Linked DNA regions of Homo sapiens: regions 1 and 3 are each linked to region 2. A link is a loop called in an ENCODE intact Hi-C map of the cell type or tissue named here. Cell type or tissue: endothelial cell of umbilical vein. All regions are shown on one strand.

Region 1 (8,000 bases), 89 kb after region 2:
CCTCAAAGGACTTGGGTCCTTGTTGCAGGAGCAGGAGCAGGACCCAGGCCAGAACCGACAGACTTGAAGCAGTTCTGATGCCCATTGTAGGTCTGAGGATTCCAGCCACATGGAACAAGAAGAGGGAAAGCAAGGGAGGAAGGAAGGGAGGCTTGGCAAGAGAAAAGGAAAAAGCCAGATCAAACACAAAGGGAAGAAAGGAGCCAGACAAAGACTGCGGTCATCCCCTCTTCTTCTAAGAAAGACAGGTCAACAACCATCTCTCTGCCTCTTTGAGACTTTGTTCACAAGGCCCGTGCAGAAATCATCACACCTCCTACAACTTAGGCTGTGAAGCCTTTTTCGCGCCATGCAGTGCCATCTTCCTTTCTCCCGCCAAAGTGCTGCACTCTGCCTTTGTACGGGGACGTGCCACTCTGCATCAGTTAGTTGGTTGTATGTCCACTTTTCAGTTAGCACAGATCTGTCTTCTTCCTGGTACCCCGATCATACATAGGACATCACTGTTCATAGGCTAGGTGGGTAATAAGTACTTACTGAGTTTTCAAAGTTAAATCATTCTTTTCTCCCTGGATCCAGTTCCTTAAGTTGTTTAGCTTTATATTAAGGAAGTCCCTGAAGACTCTCTTTTAGGTTAGGGAAATTGAAATGCATTTTAAATAAGCACCATCTCAACTGATATAAGATAATTAGAATACAAATTATATATTAAAAAAACCCACAAGTATATAGCTTTGAGGTCAGAGCTGGGTCTGTAGTCCAGCTCTGTCACTAATTCCTTGGTGAAAGTCAGGAGACTTGTACCTTTTCTCTATACCTCTGTTTCCTCTATTTGTACATTAAGGATAATAATACCCCCTTTCTATAAGGTCATTATGAAGAGGAAAAAAACTGATATAAAAGTACCTGATAGACGTAAATGCTCAATACATGTTAGTTTGGTTTGTTTCCTTCCCTTTTAATTTTGGAGTAGGCCACTTTTGGTGGCTTATTTTTCTTTTCCTAGAAATAACATTTCTAGTGGGCAAAAATATTAAGTAGCACCCAGCGTTTCCATTAATAACATTAACAACATGTTAAAGTTTAAAAATGATAAGGCTTAGCATGGCAGCCTGCTACCCATACAACCAGTCATGAGGTGTTCCACATCCCAGCCCTGCCTTTTATTTCATTTTGATTTGTTTATTAATCATCAGCTGAGATTTTTGACAAATACGGTTAAAAATCAAAAGCTGTGCTTTGGAGACATTCATGCTACTTTTACTTGTATTAAATTTGCAAGGAAAATTTATGTGTAAGTAAATATGAAAACTGTGAGTCACTGTGAATATTTGTATGTATTCTCATAAAATTATCTTGGCATCCTTATATTTTGTTGTAATGGGTGTCAAGGACTTCTCTTTGCTCTAAATGGGAATATTTACTGATTAAGAGCTTGCTGTTGCATTCTCCTCTGCTATAACCTGAGGAAACAGCACCTTTTCACCTTTGAAACCAGCGTTTCCATATTACTCATGCCAGTCTTTTCTCACTAATTTTATGATTATAATGAGGCAGTGGTGCACTAGTTAGCACAGATGACCTTCTAATTGAAAGACTGTAAATTCAATCTCCATCTCTGGGCACCGACAGAAATTTAAATAAATATAGCTCCTAAAACCCTTGTGATGGGCTGGCCTAGTGACCAGGGGCTCGCAGAGCCCAAGTCATATGTCACAGGGGACCGCCGGCAACTTCTGGGTGTTAACTACAGGAGTCGTTAAAAGTAGGTTGCCCTCACGAAGCAAAACGAGATGAGGGACTTTTCCTTGGCTCTGATTCAGGCGCCATGCCTTGGTTCTCTGTAACATATGCTGAGTTGCTTTTTTGTCAAACTGCTTCCTAAAACTGGAGTCCGAACACGAGGGGAAGCTCCATTCTCAAATTGGACTTAAGCAGACCAGAAAAGTCTTATCTACCAGGCCACCTTTTGTCCACTGCCATTTATAGATTTAGATGCAATAAGCTGTCCAGGGCTATGTTGACATCATCCCCTTGCTTGCTGTATTCACCCCCATTTCTCACCCCCGTGACCTTGGACAGCAATCCAATTTAGGTTTCCAAAGTGAACTGCCCTGAGGATCAAGATGGGTGTGAAAAGCTGTTTTAATGGTCAGTCCGAGGAAGGAATCCATGGAGCTGTAATGCTGGCAACATTTGTACCAAATAATGGAGCACTTGCCCTTGGCATATTTTTGACCTTCCATTTTGCCTTTAACACTGTTACTTGTGTGTACATGTCTCTTATCGTGAGCCACCTTGAATCTCTTTGGGAAGCAAGTTGCATATAATTTTTTAACTAACTAGCTGCTTTAAAGTAGGTCCCTGGACCTTGCCAACAGCTACCTAAAAATGGCCCCGTATTGCTGACAATGCCTTAAAGCTGACTCTTGGGTTGTCAGCATGGTGCGTCTTTATCCTGTGTATATCACAGAAACACAATGGAAATTTCCCATTGCCTTTAAAGTTCTGCATTCTGTATATTTGGTTGTTAGACAAATAGAGCAAGCTTTGCCGACTTCATTTTCATTCTTGGCAGCATGTTTTTATCATAAGGCAGATAGTCATTAATTTACAGAATCAACGCTGGGAACAGCTTTTGTGATCTCATATTAAATTTTCCCCTGAATCCGCCCCTTGGCAAAAATTACTCACATCGTTAAAAAATATTTAATTAGGCTGTAGTTTATACCCAGCTCACTGGGGAAATGTTGGAATTAATATGATTTGCATGAATTCTGTTTCTCTCTTTCTGTCAGAGATTAGTTTTGAATTCAGTTCAGAGGGTCGTTGACACTGCCAAGGACTCACAATCGTGAAGGTCAAACAGGTAGCAAATACTTCCCTTGGGTAGGTTCCCTGAAAAGACAGCTCAAAATTGCTTTTAATTATGGGTTACCTGAAAGGCCACTTGCTGTTTTTATTTTTCTACAGATCCCTGAAACACTGCATGATTGGAAGTTTTAGGTAAACCATTTTATTCCTAACTAAAACAGGCCCGTTATTGTGTAGAAATAGATGTGCCTAAAGGTGTGGTCCCCAAATGATTTTCCTCGTAACTCACTGATTTCTGTGGTTTGTTCACAAAAGAGAAAGTCTCCCCACCTTGAACTGGGATGTAGAGATGCTGGATAAAGGCAGTCTTATAAGACAGCCAGCAGTGAGTAAATTTTCTACATAGTAATGCATCTGCTTGCTTAATTATCTTTCAAAAGATAAGATACAATGTTTAGTTATGCATTTCCTTGTTTATTCTTCCATGGGTTAGGAACAAAACCTTAGGGAATCCACAATCCTGTGCCATTTTTTTTTTTCAAAAGAAAATTTAATGGAATATTTAATTAATAATCTAATCAATCAATTAATCTCAGTTACATAAGTGTTGAAATCTAATTCTTTTTCACAGCTATATCAATAAAAGAAGTGAAATGGCTGCCCACTTATCAGGATAATAGGAAGCCATTGCAGACACAAAGAAGAATTGAAATTGTATTAATTCTGCTGCACTGGTTCTGATTTGCCAGTGTTAACAAAGTCTTTCCATTTTAGACAAGTTTCGGTTCACCTGCTGGGACCACCAGGTAGATATTTTATGTCCTAACCTTTTCCAGTGGTGAAAAAAAGTGACGATTAGATTTTTTTAAAGAAAAATTCCCAAAAATTTAGGCTCTGCAGCTCTAAGTAAAGACGCATTCCAAATAATAAAAGGGCATTTAACCTCTTTAGACATTACCTTTGTCTTTATTGTTAAGTTTAAAAATTATAAACCATCTGCCTTCAAAGCATGTATAGACCACACCATGCTGCTGACTAGCCAACTGTTGGTGCATAAATATTTATATCCCAAGTGATTTCTATGGGGCTTCTTTCAACACTGGAAAGGTGAGCTGCAGTTTGACCCTCACTTCAAAAAATCCCGAGTCAAGTCACTCACAGGGAGTGGATGCCAGGTGTATCTATTGCAATCATAGTTTTATTTGATGACACTGCTCATGAAGATCACCACGTGTTCCTGATTACAAAGTGTTCTAAATTGGAGGAAACTTAAAATGGGAGAAAGGAGGAAGGCTAGAACTTTCTGAATACATATACCCTGCTGGACACTGCTATAGGTGATTTACACACACGATCTCATTCAATCTTCAGAACACCCTGCAAGGTGGATGTAACTGCCTCCACTGTACGGATGAGGAAGATAAAGTTCAAAGAAGCAGAGTAGATAGATCTTTTCAGTTCAGCCCCTTCCTTTTATACATGAACCTGGAGGGAATAATACCCACCTAATCAACACAGGGAGGTAATCTCAAAGCTGAGACTAGAACCCAGTTCTCCTAACTACCTGCATAGCCCTCAGGCATGTGTCTGCATTTTCCCAAATACACCCTGTGACCAGCTCAAGCTGACAAAAGTATTAAATAAAAACTAGCCCAACTTTTTCTCTATATACCTTTGGCTCTTTTTTTTTTTTTTTTTTTTTTTTAACAGCAAGTGAACTCTTTTGCTTTTCCCAGATAAATCCAAGCATGCATGTGGCTTTGTGAAATCTTTTAACACAACAGGGCAATGTACATCCAGCTAACTGGCAGAAGGCAATTCATATAAAAACTTAACAGCACTTTTCTACTATTCTTGCCTGAATATATGAAAAACAAAATATATGACTGTAAGAGAATGGGTGAGAGAGAACAGTGTTTACATTACCGGAAATTTTACAAATGCACGTAGCACTAGGGATATTAACTCAGCTTGGAAAAAGGAAGTGGATGACTCAGGAAGCCCAAAGAATCCTTTTCCATTTAGTTTTCTTCATTGTTGTTTGCTTTCGCCTTGTTGTTGTTTTGGGTTTTTTGTTTTGTTTCGTTTCTCCTGTAGTGGCCTTTTTGAAGAGTACAAGACTGCAAGAACTTGTACCCCCTCATATCTCTTCAAGGTAGTAAATCTCAATATTTCATCCCATAGTCTCAAAAAACCACAAAGTTGGGTAAAAGTCATACCGTTTGCATCAAGTTTTCTATCTATTTGCAAACAAACATCCTCTTTTCCTTCACTCTGAGCAGAAATAAATTATGGGAATAACTCTTGAGGCCATAGTCTAAATAGGGACATTCTGAGGCCACCAGTTTTCTCACTTGGTGGTTGTGCCCCACCGCATTACCAGATGCCTCTCTTGTCTCTATTCCTACTGCTGTGCTACTGAAGCAAAAAATAAGTTTAGTATCGAATTTCTGTTCAGTCAGACTTTCCACAACTAGACCTACTTGAAAAGCATTGTGTTTGAGGTACACTGCAAACAGAAGACTAGTAGTTTGGGGACTTTCTTAATGATTGGCACAATTAAGTACTGTGCTAACTGTGTGGCATGTATTGGTTTCTCTTATCAATTGTAATTCAGGGCAAGGAGTCCACGTGGGTAATGATTGTTGTTGTTCTTATTATTACAGCTGCCAGTTATTAGCTGCCTAACATATGCCAGTCACATTATTCATCTTATTTAATTCTCTCAACAACCCAAGAGTAAGTTGTAAAAGTCTCATTTTACAGATGAGAAGATGGAGGCTTACAGTTAGAAAGTAGGAGAGCTGAGATTCCAACTCTGGCCTTTTCAACTCCAAGGTCAAAATGCACCCTTCCTTCAACCAAAGCAATGTCTGAAACAAAGATCACTGGAATGTGACACAGACTGATTTCTTCTTTTTAAAATTTTTTAATTGAAATTGTGTGTATTTGAGGTGTATAGCATGATGTTTTGATATACATATTCATAATGAACTTAGTGAACTGAGGTTACTCTAGTCCAGCTAGAGTTTACATCTCTTTTCACAGTTACCTTTCTTTGGTGGTGAGAGCACTTAAGATCTACTCTTTGCAAATTTTAAATATACAATACAGTATTATTAACTGTAGTCTCCATGCTGTACATTAGATCTCTAGAACTTATTCTGTGTATCTAAAACTTTGTACACCCTAACCAAAATCTCCCATTTCCTTCACTTCCTCACCCATTATCCAAAGAAAATGAAATTAGTATGTCAAAGAGATATCTGCCCTTTCGTGTTCATTGCAGCCTTATTCACAGTAGCCAAGATACGGAATCAACCTAAGGGTTCATCAGTAGATGAATGGATAATGAAACACACACACAGAGGAATATTATTTGCCCTTAAAAAGGTAGATCCTGCCATTTGTAATGCCAATGAACATGGAGGACATCGCGCTAAGTGAAATAACAGCAGACACAGAAAGACAAATACTTCTATGTGAAAGCTACAAAAGTCAAATTCATAGAAACAGACTGATTTATAGCCTTGATTGTGCATCTGATGCAGCTGTGAGACTGTAACAAGCCCCTAAAGTTCTGAATCTCAGGTCTTTAGTCTGACATACAAATGATAACAACACAGGGTCCCAGAGAGGAGAGAGGCCACATACAGAAAAGCCTTCTAAGGTCATCAGTTTAATCAAACCAACAAGCATTTATTGAGCACAGTGCTAGGTGTCTTGGGAACTATAATGATGAATAGGATATCATCCCAGACATAAAGAAGCCTGAATTCTAGAAAAGACTTTAATATGAGTATACAGTTAACTAAGTAGAAAGTGTAGTTTCTTAAGTTCCTGGAAGAAGTCATTTCCATTTCCTCTCCAACTATGACATTTTTGATACTGAAGGAAAAAGGACAGATGAAAATTGATTAGAGAAAGTTTTCCTACAGCATGTGTGAGATTGCTTTAATAAAGAGGGGAAGAGGAAGCGGGAGTCAGGCTCTCTTTCCACTTTACTATTAATACTTCCCTAGACCCGGTTGCTGGTGACTCAACACTATGCTGGCTGCCCTTGGCAGGAGTAGTCCTCATGGATTTATTTTTCACATAAAATTGTTCAAATACACAGGCATTAATTATGCAGATTATGTAAAAAAAAAAAAGATAATTGTGTTACTCTTGCAGTGGGAGTGGGGTGCGTTGCAGTCAGTGGATAACATCTAGTTCTAGGTGAGGGATGTCAAATTGACTGCAGGAAGCGATAGAAATGCCAACTCTTCCAAGTAAATATCGCCACTTACTCCAAGCGCACGCTCCTCGAAGCTCCTACAAATCTTAGGTGTCGATTTTCTGGGATGCCAGCCACACTCCTTTCCCGCCTCTCAGCCCGAAAGGGCAGCAAGCCTTGCCCAAGCTCTTTCTGCTATGGTTTCTTTCACCTTTGTGGCTGCCACTCTTATAATAAGTAGACACTGTAGAAATTGAGGGGAACTGTTTATGTGCTTAGAAGACTTTATAGATGTTTCCTAATTCATTCTCCTCATCAGAGGAAGCAAAGATTGCCTCTTCAAGACAACAAGTTAAAAACTGGAGAGACAGAAAAGGTACAGTGACTTATCCAGCCTCATTTCAAGAATCAGTGGTGAAGACAGATAGAGGAGAAACAAGAACAGACTTTTGTTTCCCAGGCTAACATTTAAGCCAGTAGTTTATATTATGACTTTTTATATTAATAGTGTCACCTTAACTTAGTTGGTCTGTTTCTATCTTTTTCTTCTGTTTTGAAAACTGATTTCACATATCCCCCGAGGTAATGCAGTATACCAGCAAGTCTAACACAGTGGTTCTCCCTCTACTTCCATCAATAAAACACGTTCTTTAAGCTAAACCTTTGGGAATGACCAAAACCAAATAAAACACACCAGTATAGAGCTGCTCTAGTTGGAAAGTGAGAGAGAGAGGCCTCAGAGGTATCCCAGGGACTCCTTAACCTGGAGCCCATAGGTAGGCTCATGTCATCTATAATTTCCTCAAATGACTTGCAATGTCAGGGGGAGGATGGGGAAGGAAACCACACTGTTCATTAGAGATGCAAAGACTCTGTGATCCCTGTGGATCAAAGGCAGCTGTCTTTTGGTTCAGCATGAGACCCATCTTCATCCCCCACTAATAGTGTATTAATAATGCTCCTGAATCAA
Region 2 (8,000 bases):
GTTCTGCAATGCACATATTCATGTTTCATGCAGGGTATCCAGCAAAGTTTAATAAGCCAGTAAAGAAGAAGGGTGAATAATTAGTTTAAGCAGGTAAATGCTAATTAGGGAACTCCTGAAAAGCATCCATTATATACTAGCTCAAAACACATTTTACAGCCCTGCTTAGTGGTGTAATCCAAATTCTGTCAAGGCAACTGCATTTTCTGTAATTGAGATGTGTATGTTTGCTTTGCATAACAGATGGCTCTGTATGCTTAGACTGATAGCTAGGAAAATAATAATTGCATTATTCTGGCCAAAAGAATATTAGCTCTTGGGTTTTGGCCATTTCAGTCAGTCCTCCTGCCAGCACAGCATATGCACATATATGGATCGGATTTTCAAGGAAATTGATGCATCTGGAATAGTGCGGCCATCTGAAATATCATCTGTTCAAGAAAAATTTGGCTTTAACCCTATGCTGGTTTCTCCTTAAAAGTATTTTATTTAGCTGCTTTTCTACTGTATCATTAAGTAAAATCTGAGACAAATAATTGACGCTTCTGTGAAATAAAGCAACTGTGTAGACATGGTACAGTATCTGGCAATTTTTGTGCAGTCAGTCCTTGCTTTTATATATAATGGGTTTTAAAGCACGTACCAGTAGTCGGCATCTTGACTTATCCAGGGGCAGACCCTGGCCAAAATGTGCCATTGCCTTCTTCTCCTGTGGTGGATGTGTTCAGTGTTGGCAGAAACTGTCAAATATGCAGGTAGAGGCTATGAGATAGGAGACATGGGCCTTCATTTGGCAGCACTATACAACTGAATTGATGAGGGGTCAATCAGTAGAAAGTGATTTTTGCATATACCAATTTATGTATTTAAAAGTGATTTTTGCGTATACCAGTTTATGTATTTAGAGTTCAAAACTAAAGCTTAAGTATAGTTCTGCATTAATATGAAAAGAATCTGATAAGAACATGATATATTTTTAAAAGCCCAAAGCATGAGGGAAAAACAAAAAATCTATGCTAAAACTCTGGAAAAGAGTTTTCAACCCAGTTTGAGTCCTAATAGAGAAATAGAGGTCCCCAAGATACAACTCTTTCCAAGTTTCATCAATGCCCTTTTTCAGTTTTAGGGGTTGTGGGGTGATATACAAAGTAAATATACTCTAAGTAAATTAAGCATTTGTTCTTTTATGAGCACACACACACACACACACCCTTAATCAAATGCAAACCAAATGCTCTGCTTGTATGCTACAACTTTGGCTAAGTGGTTATTCTATCAAATTCTAGACAGTGATAAGGAATCTGTAAAGTTATGGACCCTCCTTTCCTTTCCAAATAGTTTTGTTAAATAAAGACAATGTGTAACTCTGTCATCAAAGACTTGTCCAGTGAAATTGTTCAGGAGGACTGTGAGCATGTCAGTTTGTTACAGAGCATAGCTATGTCTGTATTGCTAACTCTCAAGATATCCCTTCCTCAGTTTTATTTTCTTTCAATGTGTACATAAATGTGGTGGCTTTAAAACAGCTTATGCTCAGGATAGAATTAGGATTCTTTTTTGGCTCACAAGAAAACAAGATAGGGAAACTTCTACTGAGCTCTGTTGTGTAGCATGGGGATAGAGACAGCCAGAGCGGATTTTCTCTTTGACTCTCCCTTGGGTGGGACAGCTCCTGGTGTCCAGGGCATGTGCATGCCAGGTATTCTCTTTAAAGTATTCTCATCTTGTTGTAATTATGGGAATGAGTGAATGATGATGATTTCTGAAGCTCCTCAACAGTCCTCTTGACTTTGCCAGATACACATACATACACACACACACACACACACAGAGAGAGAGAGAGAGAGAGAGAGAGAGGAGAGATGTATATATTTAACCTAACAACATCCAAGAACTGGTTTCAGGTTATAGAAGTATGCACTGTTGACTTGCTTTCCTGTGTAAAAATGATGCCCAGTTACTCACCAAGAGGCCTTATCTTAAAGGAAGATTCCCACATACTGATGCTGAGTTTGGCTTGCATAGAGACTGAATAACTTGTTATACCTGATGATGGCATTCAGAGCTGTTCATGACAGCTCTGCTTTCTAGCTATAATGGAACAGGCAGAAGTGAAAATGAATTAAGAAAACAGAATGGGTTCCCTAACACTGAAAATGTAGCAATGATATATAGCCAGCGTTTATGAAATCTCTTCCAAAATGTAAGGGGCTTAATCGCCAAAGAATCCAAAAGAGACTTTACATGATAAATAAAAAGTATTTCTAGTTGATACAGGATTTAAAGCTTAGAGAAATATTTATTTGTTGGCTTATACTCTCCTCTTTCCACAAAGGATTTCAAATAGCTTACATAAACACATATGATAAAAATAATGTCAAAATAGAACTAGGGAATAAGGAAAAGGAGATAAGCAAAAGTAGGTAAACTGTTACCACATAGTAGGAAAACACAACAAAGAGGCTCATAAAAAGACCATTTATTATAAATGGTCTTTATTAAAGTTTCAGATGTAACCATGAGCTTCATGGTAACCAAAGCAAAAAGGGAAATCCAGTAAACCATCAAAAATGAAAAACCATTGTTTCTTAAGGAAGGCAAAGTTTTTCTGGGACTGAAATCTGAAAATCTCACGTAGGATTTTGGAAGAGCTAACCTGTAGATTATGACATTGATTTGCTTCCACTGGAGTCCATATTCACAGCAAGGCTGTCGTGATCTACACAGCAAACACAAAGACCCAAATTACAAATCTCATAAGCAGGCAGAAGCCCATTCCCCGCCAGCCATAGCTGTGCGGAAGACCATCGGAGAGCGATGTTCTGTTCCCGCATCCAGGCCTCACAATAGCATTGGCTAGTTTGGTGGTTTACAGGGTTTCAAACTGGCTTTCCTTCACCCATACTCACATCCTGCATTTTCTTCTAAGCCCTCATGAGAAATTCACATTATCGTTGCCAGAGGCAGAGGACATGAGAGACTCAGTTAACCAGAGAATACAATTGGACTCACATCCTCTGAAAACATTTTTTCTGGAAAGTGAGGTGAGACAGGATAATTCTGATGCACACCTATCCCAGCAAAGTGCATTCAAGTTAATATAGGGTCCTGTTTACAACAAAAATGAGATCTAGAGCAAGCCAGGAAATTTACACATTTGTATGGGGTGATACCATTAGAAAATACCCTACGTGCCAGCTAAAACCTCTCTTGAAATGTGTTCTAATCACCCCCCACTGCCTCCAGTCCCCTCCTGCACATAATGAGTCACTTCCCTTTTTCTCACCAAGTCCTCACCCTTATATAAGGTATTTCCTGACTATTGTAAGCCAGCCAGAAGGTAGCTGCAGACAAGGTTACAAATTGGCTTGATTCAAGGCAGCTTGCTGAAAAGGGCAGGGTGGCTGCAGATTATAATAAGAGTTAATAGAGGTGAAGGTGAAAGGGGGTAAGTGGTTGTTTTAAATTTGGTATTTTTTTTAAGCCATGCAGATATATTTGCCATAAACTCCTTTCCTTATCCTGTTGTTCATCTCCATATTTTAGATTTCTCTGCATTTGTTATATAAAATGGCAAATAAAATTACAGCTACAGCACACAAGTACAAGGTCAAATAAATGACAGAGCTCAGTCTATTTGTGAAGCTATTCTGAAAGGGAACCATGGTGCCAAATGTGGTTTATTTGAATAATAAAGAAGAATTAGATTCCCCTGATAACTTGGCCGAGGGCCAATAAATCACTGGAGGTTAAAGATGCTTTGCAACCGCCATGTCTTTCTTTTGCTTTTCCAAAGTGCAAGGCTCACTCTTCCATTCTGTGTTTTTCAATGCAAATCAAGTTGAGGTTAGTATGTGGCTAATACTCTTACTTCCCTGCTTGTAGAAGATATATATATTTCTTTAGTGGGGTTGAAAAAAAAAAGAAGACATTAGCTTTCCTTGTAAGTTATTATTCTTGTTTGGCATCATGACATCCTAAAGAGCTGGAATATAAAGACAAAAAAGGTATTATTTCAACACAGCAGAGGGATTACAATGATGGAGCCAAGTGTTAGCATTTTTGCAGTTGGTGTTCTAAATGTATTCAATGCTAGGATAACTGGAGTTCTTTTAATAAATGAATGCAAATACTGCTTTATGGCCCCCCTTTTCAAAACGTTTCAAGTAGACATACCTTAATTTTTTTAAAAAAAAGCAGAAAAATATATAATTTTCTGCAGCTTGTGACCACCCCCCTGCCACCCCAACCAGCAAGTCTACATTTGTCTCCTGTACACTAATCATGAAAAGTTCATCACTTCTGGGTGTAACAAAGAAAAATGCCCTTTTGAATGTGGAAGCTCTGAGGGTTTGGAGACTATTGAGAAAATATAAGTATCAAAATAATTCAGAAACAGTACAAGGCACAGTGGCACATTATCAATTTACAACATTTAAATTGATAAATGCTTGGTGGTGAAGGCCTACAAGGGCACTTTGAAAAGCAAATAGCGACCTGGTGAAGAAATTGATTTTTCCCCCCCGAAAATGACTGCATGATGCATCATTTGACTGCATGCTGTCCGAGTGCTTGACAGAGATAATCTCAGCAATCCCACGGGTGACCTTATCGTTCTCACCAGGGCAACTTTGTCTACGTTCTGACTTTGTGCATGTCAAGGTTCCTCCCGGCAGGATCCTTGGGGGAAAAAGTTCCTCTGTTCGATCCAGATATTGAACTGCTCGTTCTTCCCCCCTTTTCCTTCCACCCCACCCTTCCAAATAGGCAAACACGCCTCTTTATTTCATCCATAATTATGAACGAGCCAGGCAGAAGAATACAGCTCTGTGCTCTGTATCTTTGTTGAAGCTCCTAATGCCTTTTAGTTCATAGTTCTTAGGTGATCATCTATATTGGCAGGGATCTTTTCATCAGAAAGAGTAGAAAAAATCCCTAATGTTCTCCTATAATGCATCGCCACCTTGAGCAGAGTGGAAAAACCTTACCAGTTTCTTTCTTCTCTGTAGTTGCAGGGTGTTTTATTTTCCTCCCTCCCCTGTCATCTTTACATAGAACCCTTCTGAAACTGTCTTAAGTCATACATGTCAGTATCTAACAATATTATTCTCTTGCAATCCAGTGATTTAAGGTATTTCTCTTATAACCTTAAAATTATGTAACAATGACATAAGGCCCAGAAAACATGTCACCTGTGCTATTTGGCTTTGAATCCCAGTGGCAGCCTCTTTGCAGAGATTTGATAGAATCCACAGGGCTTCTTCAGGACCGTTGGTGTTTGGAAAGTATTTTTCTTCCACAGGGTAATAATCGACAATTTTTTTACGCCTAGAATTTTTCTGTTGATATGTATGGATGTGTGGATGTGTATGTCTGTTGATCAGTAATCTTCCTGCCACACAGCTTGTCGTTGATAATTACAATTCTTGATTAGCCACTTCTTGAAAGCAGCAAATACCCTGCCTGGTGTGGCACCCTGAAGCTTCAGTCCCCACTGCCTCTGACACCCTCAGTTCACCATATTCAACCCCTTTTACCTCCTTCTTTCATCCACAACATTAATTCTGAGTGAACAAGACGTGCTTCCTTGCTTTTGACAAGATTTGCTGCAGTCTCATGCGACAAAAACCCAACACTCATTCCAGATTCAGAAAGTAGGATTTATAACAGCATTTTAATTTAATGTTGGATGTCGAACATATAAAGAGATCACAGTAGTACTAGAGCTGAAAATTGATGCCTTTTTTATTAGTGTCCTCTCAGAAGTGGGTGAGACGCTGTTTGTGCAATGGAGCACAGAGCAGCACAGTCAGATGAATGAGGATATGCTATCTGCAAGGAATCATATTTCAAGCCACTGTCGGCCTCTATTGATGTGCTCAGAGTTGAAAGGTTATGCTAGTAAATGCCATCCGAATTTCCAGCATTAGAAATCGGTAGAATAATCTGCTGGCTGTCACTCTATGCTTAGCCTGAATGCACTGCGTGGGGATGTTTTACTTATTTTAACTCCAAATTAATTTCTTATTACAGGTGCATTTCTTTCTCTCCTCATGCTTTCATCAGTGCCCAAATGGGACTGATTTTTAACAGGTCTTCAGAGTAGACCACTATCTGTGAAAGAGAATGAAAGAAATGTGCGTCATCATACGTGAGAATCATGTTATTCTTATTTGTTCCTTTGAACATATTTTTCCAGACAGTGAGGCTAAAACACAGGAAGTTTGTGCACAGCGAGCTGTTCTTGTTAGACTGAATCATAGAATCTCAGGATAATTCAAGATAAGCTTACCATTTTCAAATGTATGAATCGAAAACCTACATTGCTTCTTAATTTCTGGACTTAAAGTGAGCAAGACAAAAAAAGGAAGATGGAGTATTCTTCATTTTATAGTTGAAGAGATCTAAAGTCAGAAAAAAAATACTTTGTAAGGAGCTAGTTCATTTTATTTGTGTGGATTAAACAGTATTTTCAGATTCATTTTGAAGTAGAGCACTGAGCAAAAGTAAGATTAAGAAAATTTAGTCATCATTCTAAGTCTGTAATTTATTCATATTTAAATAATGAAACGGTGTTTTTCTGAATTAACCCATGTATTATTCATGCAGGCGTTGGCAATATAATGTCCCTGGTTTTCTGGAAAGCAATATGCATTTCTTTGCCTGACAAGCAGTATTTTCTATATGGTATTAATTTAATGGCTTATTTTATTATGCAAAGTTAGAAAGTAAAGATAATTTCTGTCCATAATGCGGTGCTTATATGGGCAATATATGCAAAATAATACCTCTACACTAAAGCCAGCTATCCTTTCTCAGTTAGCTTGGACCCTATAAGAATGATGAGTGAATGCAAACTGCTCATATGAAGAAAAAGAAATAACTTGACCTTCTGGGAAGGAGGTCTAAAATCATTAAATTCATGTGAAATCCAAATTTCATTTCTATACACACACATTCAATCTATATTGGGTTTTAGCTCTTACATAAGAAGATAAGGTTTCATGACAGAAGTAACATGGCAACAATTTCAGTGATAATTTCAGTAGGACTGTAATAAGGAAATTGACTTTAGATTTTTGCATAAGTTCTAGAACTAGGCTGGTAACCTGAAAATTGATGTCAGTTTTAGACAACAAATGCCCTATGGCTTTTTATCTTTCATCCTCACTCCCTTCTTTGGAATGACAGTCCAAAGATATAATCTCTTTTTCTTAAAATCATCATTGTTAAAGAGACTGATAGCAGTTGAATTATTTAAAGTATCTTTTGATGCATTTTTGTGTGAATATGTGTTTATTCACATGCCTATATATGTTTATAAATGCATACAATTTGTTTCTTTCTGATATGGCTTTCGTGCCTACTGCATTTTTATCTACAGATATAAATAATTTCCAAAATGACTCACTAAAGCAGCACACCAGGTTTTCCTCTGGGCGTCTCCTCCTTTCAGGCTCCTACAGCTGCAAATTCACCACATTCAATAATAAGACAAAAACTTTCTCTGATGCTGTTAATTTTTAATGTGCTGGCAGATTAAATCTATTACTTTCAATAACTATGCAAACTTTTTGAGAGCAAGAGAATGTATGCAGAAAGAAATTTTCCCTGGGAAGGAAAAAATATGGCCTAGATTGGATGTTTTCAAGGCAGTTCAAGGCCCTTGGCAGAGGTAACACAGATACCTGTGGGCCATGTGTGGGTTTTGGTGAACCTAGGAAGTATGTCAGTAATATGCATCTGGGTATCAGGTAAAGAATTACAGATGCTGTTTAGATTTTCATCTAGGTTTTGGAGAAGCAAGCTTTATATTAAGAAACCCCTTCCCTCTTGGCCTTCTCTCGCCAATAGAAACATTGTTTTAGGACCCCAGGTAATCCTGTTTAGCACTGCTTTGCCATGGAAACAAAAAAAAAAATTGGTTCTTCACTAGGAACGCGCTAAGGCTTTAAGGAACATGCAGATAGAGGATGGTTTCCTGAACCTCTGAGTTTTAT
Region 3 (8,000 bases), 200 kb after region 2:
TCATTTATTCTCCTAGAGCCCTTGAAGTTAAATGGGGGCACTGGGGAGGCTATCCTTCCGTGAGGCTGCCTTAACATCTTCTCACAGCAGCAGAATGCTCTCTAGGACTACCATCTTCGGCGGAGGGGTACACGGCTGTCTTTGAATATATGTTGCATTTATTGCAGTTTAGTGTCTGTGTCCAAGTTCTGCTAGCAAACTCAAGAGAAACAAACAAAGAGAAACAAAGTTTAAGTACTAACTTAGAACAAGACTAGTTGGGAAACTCAGGACATTTAAGTAAAACACACATTCAACAAAGGCGTTAAGCAAGAATAGAAAATAGAAAATATTTACGTAATTTCTTTTCTAATAAGAGCTTGGGGGTTCTAAAGAAAATGCATCAATGTAGTACAGTACTTCTTCCTGGGGAGGTGCTAAGTAGGGGGAGTAGGGAAGCAGTTTTTCTTCCTTGCCTGACGTGGGACTAGTTCTGAGTCTTTTTTTATATAACGTTGTTGGAAAATACAATTGCCGTGTGTAATATTGAGAAGAACTGCCTCTCTACCCTCAAGACAGTGACACTAAGCCATGAGGGGCCTCAGGGGGCTATGAAGGGCGACACCCCGCTCCTTTACATCAAGTGATAGAGGAATAAAAAAGTTCCCCTCCACAGTAGTACAATGGGCCTCTGTCCTTCTCTAGGAGACTTTAATAAAGTAACTGAATCAAATGAAATTTGATCAGATGTATACAGTTCAGCCTTCTTGCTTTGCCCCTTAACAATTTATCGAGGTGTTTCTACCCATGGTCCTGTTTTATTAAATGATATTTGAAGTGTTCCACCCTCTGAGAAAATGTGGTTTATATCCTTGGCATACATTTACATAATCTCATTAAGGAGATCTCTCCAGCTTAGTTAAACTATCCCAATAAAAAATCTTATCTTTAGTAGAAAAAGACTGTTTTCTCCAAAGGGAACAGGAAGCTAATGGGGGGGCCAGGCACATTTTGAGAAGCTAAAGCTGTAATTATAGTTATATTTTTTATGCTACGTATGTGAAGTTTGTTAAGAGAGATGGATGGGAAATAATTGTTGTTTGGAGGATACAGTCATGTAAGAAGAGAATGCTGTGGCTAATGTATTTTAAATGTGGTTTTAAAAATAATTTTTTATTTGCTCCCTTAGAAAATATTTCTGCATTAAAAAAAAAAAAAACTAAGAGTGAAAAATTACCAGCAATCTCTCAGCTCCCCACTGGAGCCATCAAATGAAGGGTTAACCTCTCAGAATCCCCGGAATTAATCAGGAGCTCAGCCAGGGGCCGGCTGGGCTAGGGGGAGGGGATTGGCAGAGCTCAGCCTCCCCCAGAGGCTTACAGCACTACAGTGCAGCCCACTGTGGTGCGGCCACTGAGAGAATGCAGACCTTTTCAGAGATAAAGGAGCGTGCACAGGAAATATGCCCTGATCCCACATCAGCCAAGGCTTCCTGCTTCTCATGCACTGATCCTCCATTTTCAAAGAGCCAAAAGGCAACAAGTTATGTTCTACAGAGTAGGATTTTTTTAAGTACAGCTTTAATCATAAATATATGTTCATCTTTCTTTGCTCATTTAGAAGGCAGTCTGTGATGTGCACCTGGGTCATCTTTATTAAGATCTCTCAATTCATTCTGCTCTCCTGATGGAGAGGAAGCTGCAGCTGGGTGGATGGTATGTCCTGCCAGCCACTGTCATACAGGGCACTAGGAGTTCTTGCTGTTATGCGGATTCCCAGGCCCCTGTGTCGATTTAGAAAATCTGAACTTTTGGGGCAGGAACCTGGGAACCAACATTATTAATAAGCTCTCCACGTGATTCCTGTGCACATTCAAATGTAAGAACCACTAACCCCAGAGGTTTTTTGTTTAAAAGAAATCCCTCACATCAGCATTAGGTGTTGTAAGCTTTCCAATTAAAGTAAAGAACAAAATAGGTTTTCCCTCATGTGCCAGGCCCATTTACTCATTTTAATAATTTGGGTGTTGAACAAAGTGAGTTGACTTCATGTGTAAGAGTAACAATACCCATGTTCACATGCATACGTGTACCTGAAGTCTGTTTTCCTTCAGGACTTTAGTATGTCAAGGAGAGGAGATAAGTTAGGCCTTGACTTCTTTCCTTTTCCTGTGCCTTCCTTATGTATAACTTCAGATCTGTCCATTTCCTGAACCAACCTTCCCTTAGTCTCTTCAGGATTCAGACCAAGCATCAAACTATATGCTCCAATTACATCACTCTTCCCGCTCACCTCATTCCCATTTAAAACAAGTGAAAGATCATGGAGTCCCTGATAATTAACACTTTTTATGTAATTGTAGACTTTTTATGCCACAGGACTGGTTTCTACCAGCCTTCGTTCCTAACTTTGGCTGGGATTCTCTCCCTGGAACCCACTTTCACCTGCTCTCTTATCCATCACCAGAGCTGCCCTTAAGTTGAGCCCACCTGAAACCCTGACAACCTAATTCCTGCTGGTCTTCTATCCTTAAGTGCTGAATCTTACTCCCTTACTTCTGTCTAATATTGAATATCCCTGATCTTACAAGAATTTGGTTGGACGAACTCCCAAAAAGACCCCTACCATCCACTTACTTCCTGAGTTGATAGCCATCTCCATACATAGCTGATGACAGCATTCCAGGACCACCTCTCCTGTTGCATCCTCCTTGGCCCTGGAGGAGGTCTGCATTGTCACCCCCTCCCTGGATCTCACTTCCACCTTGTGAAGTCAGCTTTTCCCTGTTCTGCCTTTTCTCATCCACAGTTGCTAAACTCCCACTGTGGCTTATGACAAAGCCTATAGTTTTAGTTGTAAAGTCAGTTTTTAGAACTAAAATCTGAGATCCTGTAAGGGAAAGGAAATGCCATTCTACTCTGCTTCTGCCTCCCAGAAGGTCTAAGGGCTCCTCCTTCAGTTATGAGCCGCCTTCTCCATGGCGCTTGCATCTGTGGAAGAGTCCCTGGTTTCAGCTAAGGCTTGTTTTTATTGGTATTTGTTTTTTCAGGCCTTGTGCAAGGAAAGACCTAGGTGGCAAGAGTGAGACAGAAGCAGATCTGCTAGGGCAGATTCTCCAGCCTATGAATATGGTCTAAATCCTGGAAGCCCCACTCCCTATAAATTTGCATGAAGTAGTCTACACAAGGTTGATATTCTCATGCTGGTTCAGATTAAGTTGTTATGCTGTAGGCTAGATGTTTAGTTTCAGAAGACCCGGCTAAGCCCTTATCTTTCGGCAGGTTTCAGGCCACCTCAGAGCCCCCGTCACTTAAAAATAATTAGCTGACTCTCCCACCTGAGCTAGTGATTTGACGATCTGTATGCTAAACCAGACTTCTACAGAGGAAAAAAAAAGAAAAGGGACCAGAGTGCCAGAAGGAAGCTTAATTTTTAAGGTAAATTTGGATTCCCTTAAAGGACAAGTGAAAAATCTCTGAAGATGCTCTAAACCCAGGGACTCTTGTCTTTTTTTTTTTTTTTTCGTACCTGAAGCCTTTTTCGTTCCCCTAGTCGCCTAGCCCTATTCTATACTTTACATTATATGTGGGAAATAATGCACAGAGTACTTGGCACTTCCTTTTGTTAAAGAGAACATTTTAGATTACTAGAACTGAGATTTATTCCTAAAAGAAAGGAGAATAGCTTCCAGATGTATTTTTCCGTCATGGACTTTCTTTCCTCAAGTATTGACAGAGGGGAGGTTTTATCAAGGTCTTTGTGATGGGCCTGTTTATAATGAGAGGATATTAGTGGAGCACATCTAAGAGTGTATCACCAACAGAAAACTGAAAGGAGCATATGGCAGGAACAGAAATATACATTTGCCCAAATAATGTGGCTTGTTAACACTCCCACATTCATCCTAAACTCTGCGGACATGCATCTAACAGCATCACACACAGTCACTCCTTGCAGCAGAGAAGAAAAATAAAAGTCAAACAATGATTTCCTCACTATGGGATGATCAAATAATGCTAATGTGGACATTTTTATCAAAGATGATGGGATTTCAACTCAGTAATCTTGTGCATTCTGCTTCACTGTTGCTGGCATCCGGGCAGTGCTGTGTAAGGAGTTTAGAAAAATATGAGCTTTAGCATTTTTGTACAGCTTTTTGTGATAAAACAGGAACAATGAAAGGAAACATGAGGATCGAGCTCTTATGTAACACTGAGCTCAGGGGCAAAGAATCTTTTAGTTCAGAAAGCTCTTCTGAAGAATGTCTGTAGATGAGATTTAAGACCAGATTAAGATGAACTTTTTGAACACTGAGGCAGCTTTTACCCAGCATTGGCCAGAACCAAAGCTTATTTCAATTCAAATATGATCTATAAGATCCCTACTAATGAATTATTAAGCTGAATTTATCAATTTGCAGCTGTATTCTGAAACTCCTGCCCCCACTATGGGGCTGTAAAGGAGGAGGTGGGGTAATGCTACAGCACAGGAAGTGCCACTCCATTAGACATTTGGTTATAGAACTCCCTAGAGATGAGTGAGAATTGTAGGCATCATTGCCTGATTCTTTGACACCATTTTATATCTGAGGAAATCCTACCCTCACCAAGCTAGAAGACTTGCCAAAGTTACCAGAACCAGGACTGAAAACAGATGTTCTGTTTCCCAATACAATGTTATTTTTACCGCCCCCCACCAATATTCCTTTCATTTTAAAGTAGATTCTTTTTATAGTTTCATGGCTCTTGACATATTAGAATCTAGGCTTATATATTTGTATTCACCATCATTTTACATTCACCTACTTAACTTTACAAGGAAGCCATATCCATTCTTTGATATGTTAGCACTGGGATTGGTGGTGGTATGGCAAGCCTGGCATTTATGTTAGAATGGAATTGTGGATGGAGAAAAAGGGTGCTTAAGAGCTTTCAGAAAAGTGCTATTTTTTAAACAAAATTATTCTAGAGCAAGAGGACCTCAATTTAGAGAATAACAAAAAACAAAAACATAAGTTGCCTGAGGCTTCAGCTACTCAAAGTGGGTAAAAATGCCTTTGGCACTCTTATGTATGTTTTCTCCTTTGGCAATTCTATTGAATTTCTTGGTTTTAATTATCACCTCCAGGAAGAAAAAAAAATAACCTTCCAGAACTATACCTTCAACTATCATCACTTAAGTGCCTAACTCTTATTTTCGACTATCCCCTGAACACCTTCTCCAGGATCTTCCCAGGCTGCTCAAGTACAAACTGTTCACAGGGAAATCATCTTTGTCTCCACTGGTTACCATTTGGTTACCATTTACCATTTAGTCTATTGTCGTCATCGTCCTGTGGGACAGGCACAAAAATTATGATACCAGCTCTTCTCCTCAGGTCCCATTGCCAATTTCCATTGATTGTACTGCCATCTGGGCCCCATCTCTGTCTTTTCTCCTGCTGACACCAATTGAAATGTTCCTGGATCCATTCAGCTGAAAGTATTTTCTTCCTACCCTGAACTCCTGAAGATCTTATTCCAAACCTTTCTTATGGAACATGCTTGTTAATTAATCAAACAGTATTTGTTGAGCATATAATACACATCAGGCATTATACCTAGGCACTTTGCACACATTTTCATTCCCTCCAACCAGCCCTGAAAGACTTGGATTTTTTTTTTCTTTTTTTTTTTTTTTTTTTTTTTTTTGAGACAAGATCTTGCTCTGTCATCCAGGCTGGCGTGCAGTGGCGGAATCACGGCTCACTGCAGCATCCATCTCCTAGGTTCAAGCAATCCTCAAACCTCAGCCTCCAAGTAGCTGGGGCCAAAGACATGAACCAATATGCCCAGCTAATTTTTTCATTTTTTGTAGAGATGGGAGTCTCCCTATGTTGCCCAAGCTGGTCTTGAACTCCTGGGCTCAAGCAATCCTCCTCCCTGAGGCTCCCAAAGCACTGGGGTTACAGGTGTGAGCCACAATGCCCAGCCTGGAAAACTTTAAAAATGTCTATGAATATTGATGCCAGTGCCCCACCACCTGAGATCCAGATTTAACAGGTCTCAGGTACAGCCGGGACAGGGGGACTTTTCAAGACTTGCTGGTTTATTCCAATGTGTAGCCATGGTTGAGAACCACTGGTGTAACTGCAAACCCATTTGCCAGATATTCTCAGGTAGTTAGTATCACCTCTGAAGCTTTAAAATGCAAACAAATGCTGGACTGTAACCCAATCCTATCAAATTAGAACTCTGGGGGATAGAGTCTGGGAATTCACATGTTAACAAAGCTTCGCAAGTGACTCTGTCACATAACCAGGATCAAAACCCCCTTTCTTGATCAGATACTGAATCATCTCCCTCTTATGGCAATATTAGAAATAATTATAGATGTCTTCCCCCAACTTACAGTCTGTAAACTCTTTGAGGACAGATTTACATTTGATTTACCTTGGTCAGCTTCCTGGCACCTAGCAAGGTCCCTCATAGATTATGTGTCTTAGAAACTAAAGAACCAGGAAAATACCTTTTGTTAACTTTATTCAGAAAAAAAGAACTGCCAGGCACAGTAATCCCAGCACTTTGGGAGGCCGAGGTGGGCATATCAATTGAGGTCAGGAGTTCAGGACCAGCCTGGCCAACATGGTAAAACCCAGTCTCTACTAAAAATACAAAAATTAGCTGTGCATGGTGGTGCATGCCTGTAATCCCAGCAACTCGGGAGGCTGAGGCAGGAGAACTGCTTGAACCTGGGAGACGGTGGTTGCAGTGAGCCGAGATCACACCACCGCACTCCAGCCTGGACTACAGAGTGAGTAAGACTCCATCTCAAAACAAAACAAAACAAAAAATCTTTGCAACACACTTATTTTTTTGTACTAGGTTTTAAATCTTTGATATACTAACCTGGAAACAAAGCAAGTCATTTCAATTGTCTTAGTATCACAGTTGTGCGGCTATTAAGTGCCAGAGCTAGGATTTGAACCCAGGCCATCTTGACAATATTCTTTTCTGTACATCTCAGGCCTTAAAGGCAACTATAAAATGAAAAATTCAGCGATCTACATGTTTGGATACATGCTGTCAGACTTGTTTCTGAAATTTGAACATAACCTGTCACCTGAGGAAAAAAAGCTCTGTTGGCATTATGAAATGAATTTGGAAAAAAATATGTTAATTTAAACCTAAAAATTGTGGGATCTAACAGATATCCCTTTCTTCTCTTCAATTCCACCCTCCCTCAAACCCACACATACACACAGACAGACAAACACACCCTCTGATTGTTCTTTGACATTTCTTGACAACTATTTAGTTACTGCTTTGGTAATTTTCTTTGTTTTCTTTTTAGTTTATATTACTTCTCAAAGATTTTTCAAATAACTTGAGCTTCTAGTTATAAATGAAATCTTTTCAAAAGTTCATATACAGTTTACTTAATAAACTGGCATCTGGTGGCTGGGCGCTGTGGCTCATGCTTGTAATCCCAGCACTTTGGGAGGCCGAGGCAGGAGGATCACGAGATCAGGAGATTGAGACCATCCTGGCTAACATGGTGAAACCCCGTCTCTACTAAAAATACAAAAAAATTAGCTGGGCATGGTGGCGGGGCCTGTGGTCCCAGCTACTCAGGAGGCTGAGGCAGGAGAATGGCGTGAACCTGGGACGCAGAGCTTGCAGTGAGCCGAGATCACGCCACTAAACTCCAGCCTGGGCGACAGAGCGAGACTCCATCTCAAAAAAAAAAAAATTGGCATGTGGTATCTATTTCTAATGTTTCATTCAATGTGAATATGCACACAGGTATAACTAAGTTGAAGTGACTCTTAAACAAGACATGGAAACATAGTTCCAGGCACTATTTGCCATTTACAAGCTAGGTGACTTTGGACAGGGATGAGCCTTCTGGAGCCTCCTTCTTCACCTGAAAATAAAAAGGGAAAGGAGCGAAGATAGACCCTCCCAAATTTTCTTCCAAATGTGAAATTTTATGATCCTTTAAAATAGTCAGTCACTAATTAGGCTTTTGAAAAACACCAA

Evidence for each region. A loop is a pair of places that touch in the nucleus more often than their neighbours do. Peaks named below come from ENCODE experiments on the same cell type or tissue, not always from the same donor. Only the 100,000 strongest peaks of a DNase experiment are listed, where the experiment ranks them.
Region 1: it touches region 2 in a loop (7-fold over the local background); 3 of 110 quality-filtered maps call a loop at or near these places.
Region 3: it touches region 2 in a loop (5-fold over the local background); 2 of 110 quality-filtered maps call a loop at or near these places.

What each region holds. Positions count from the first base shown.
Region 1 is chr14:33,650,837-33,658,836 of GRCh38, forward strand. The region is part of intron 5 of NPAS3 (neuronal PAS domain protein 3); the gene reads left to right. Among named protein-coding and RNA genes, the nearest start is that of SNORA89, 54 kb to the right of the region's middle. In endothelial cell of umbilical vein, no CTCF peak of the experiment used is centred here; DNase peaks (open chromatin) are centred at 4,755 and 6,835; H3K27ac peaks cover 2,445 bases.
Region 2 is chr14:33,561,709-33,569,708 of GRCh38, forward strand. The region is part of intron 5 of NPAS3 (neuronal PAS domain protein 3); the gene reads left to right. Among named protein-coding and RNA genes, the nearest start is that of SNORA89, 140 kb to the right of the region's middle. RefSeq lists an enhancer at 2,828-3,357. In endothelial cell of umbilical vein, no CTCF peak of the experiment used is centred here; DNase peaks (open chromatin) are centred at 3,253, 6,203 and 7,423; H3K27ac peaks cover 6,121 bases.
Region 3 is chr14:33,764,114-33,772,113 of GRCh38, forward strand. The region is part of intron 7 of NPAS3 (neuronal PAS domain protein 3); the gene reads left to right. Among named protein-coding and RNA genes, the nearest start is that of SNORA89, 59 kb to the left of the region's middle. In endothelial cell of umbilical vein, no CTCF peak of the experiment used is centred here; DNase peaks (open chromatin) are centred at 1,428 and 4,238; H3K27ac peaks cover 1,139 bases.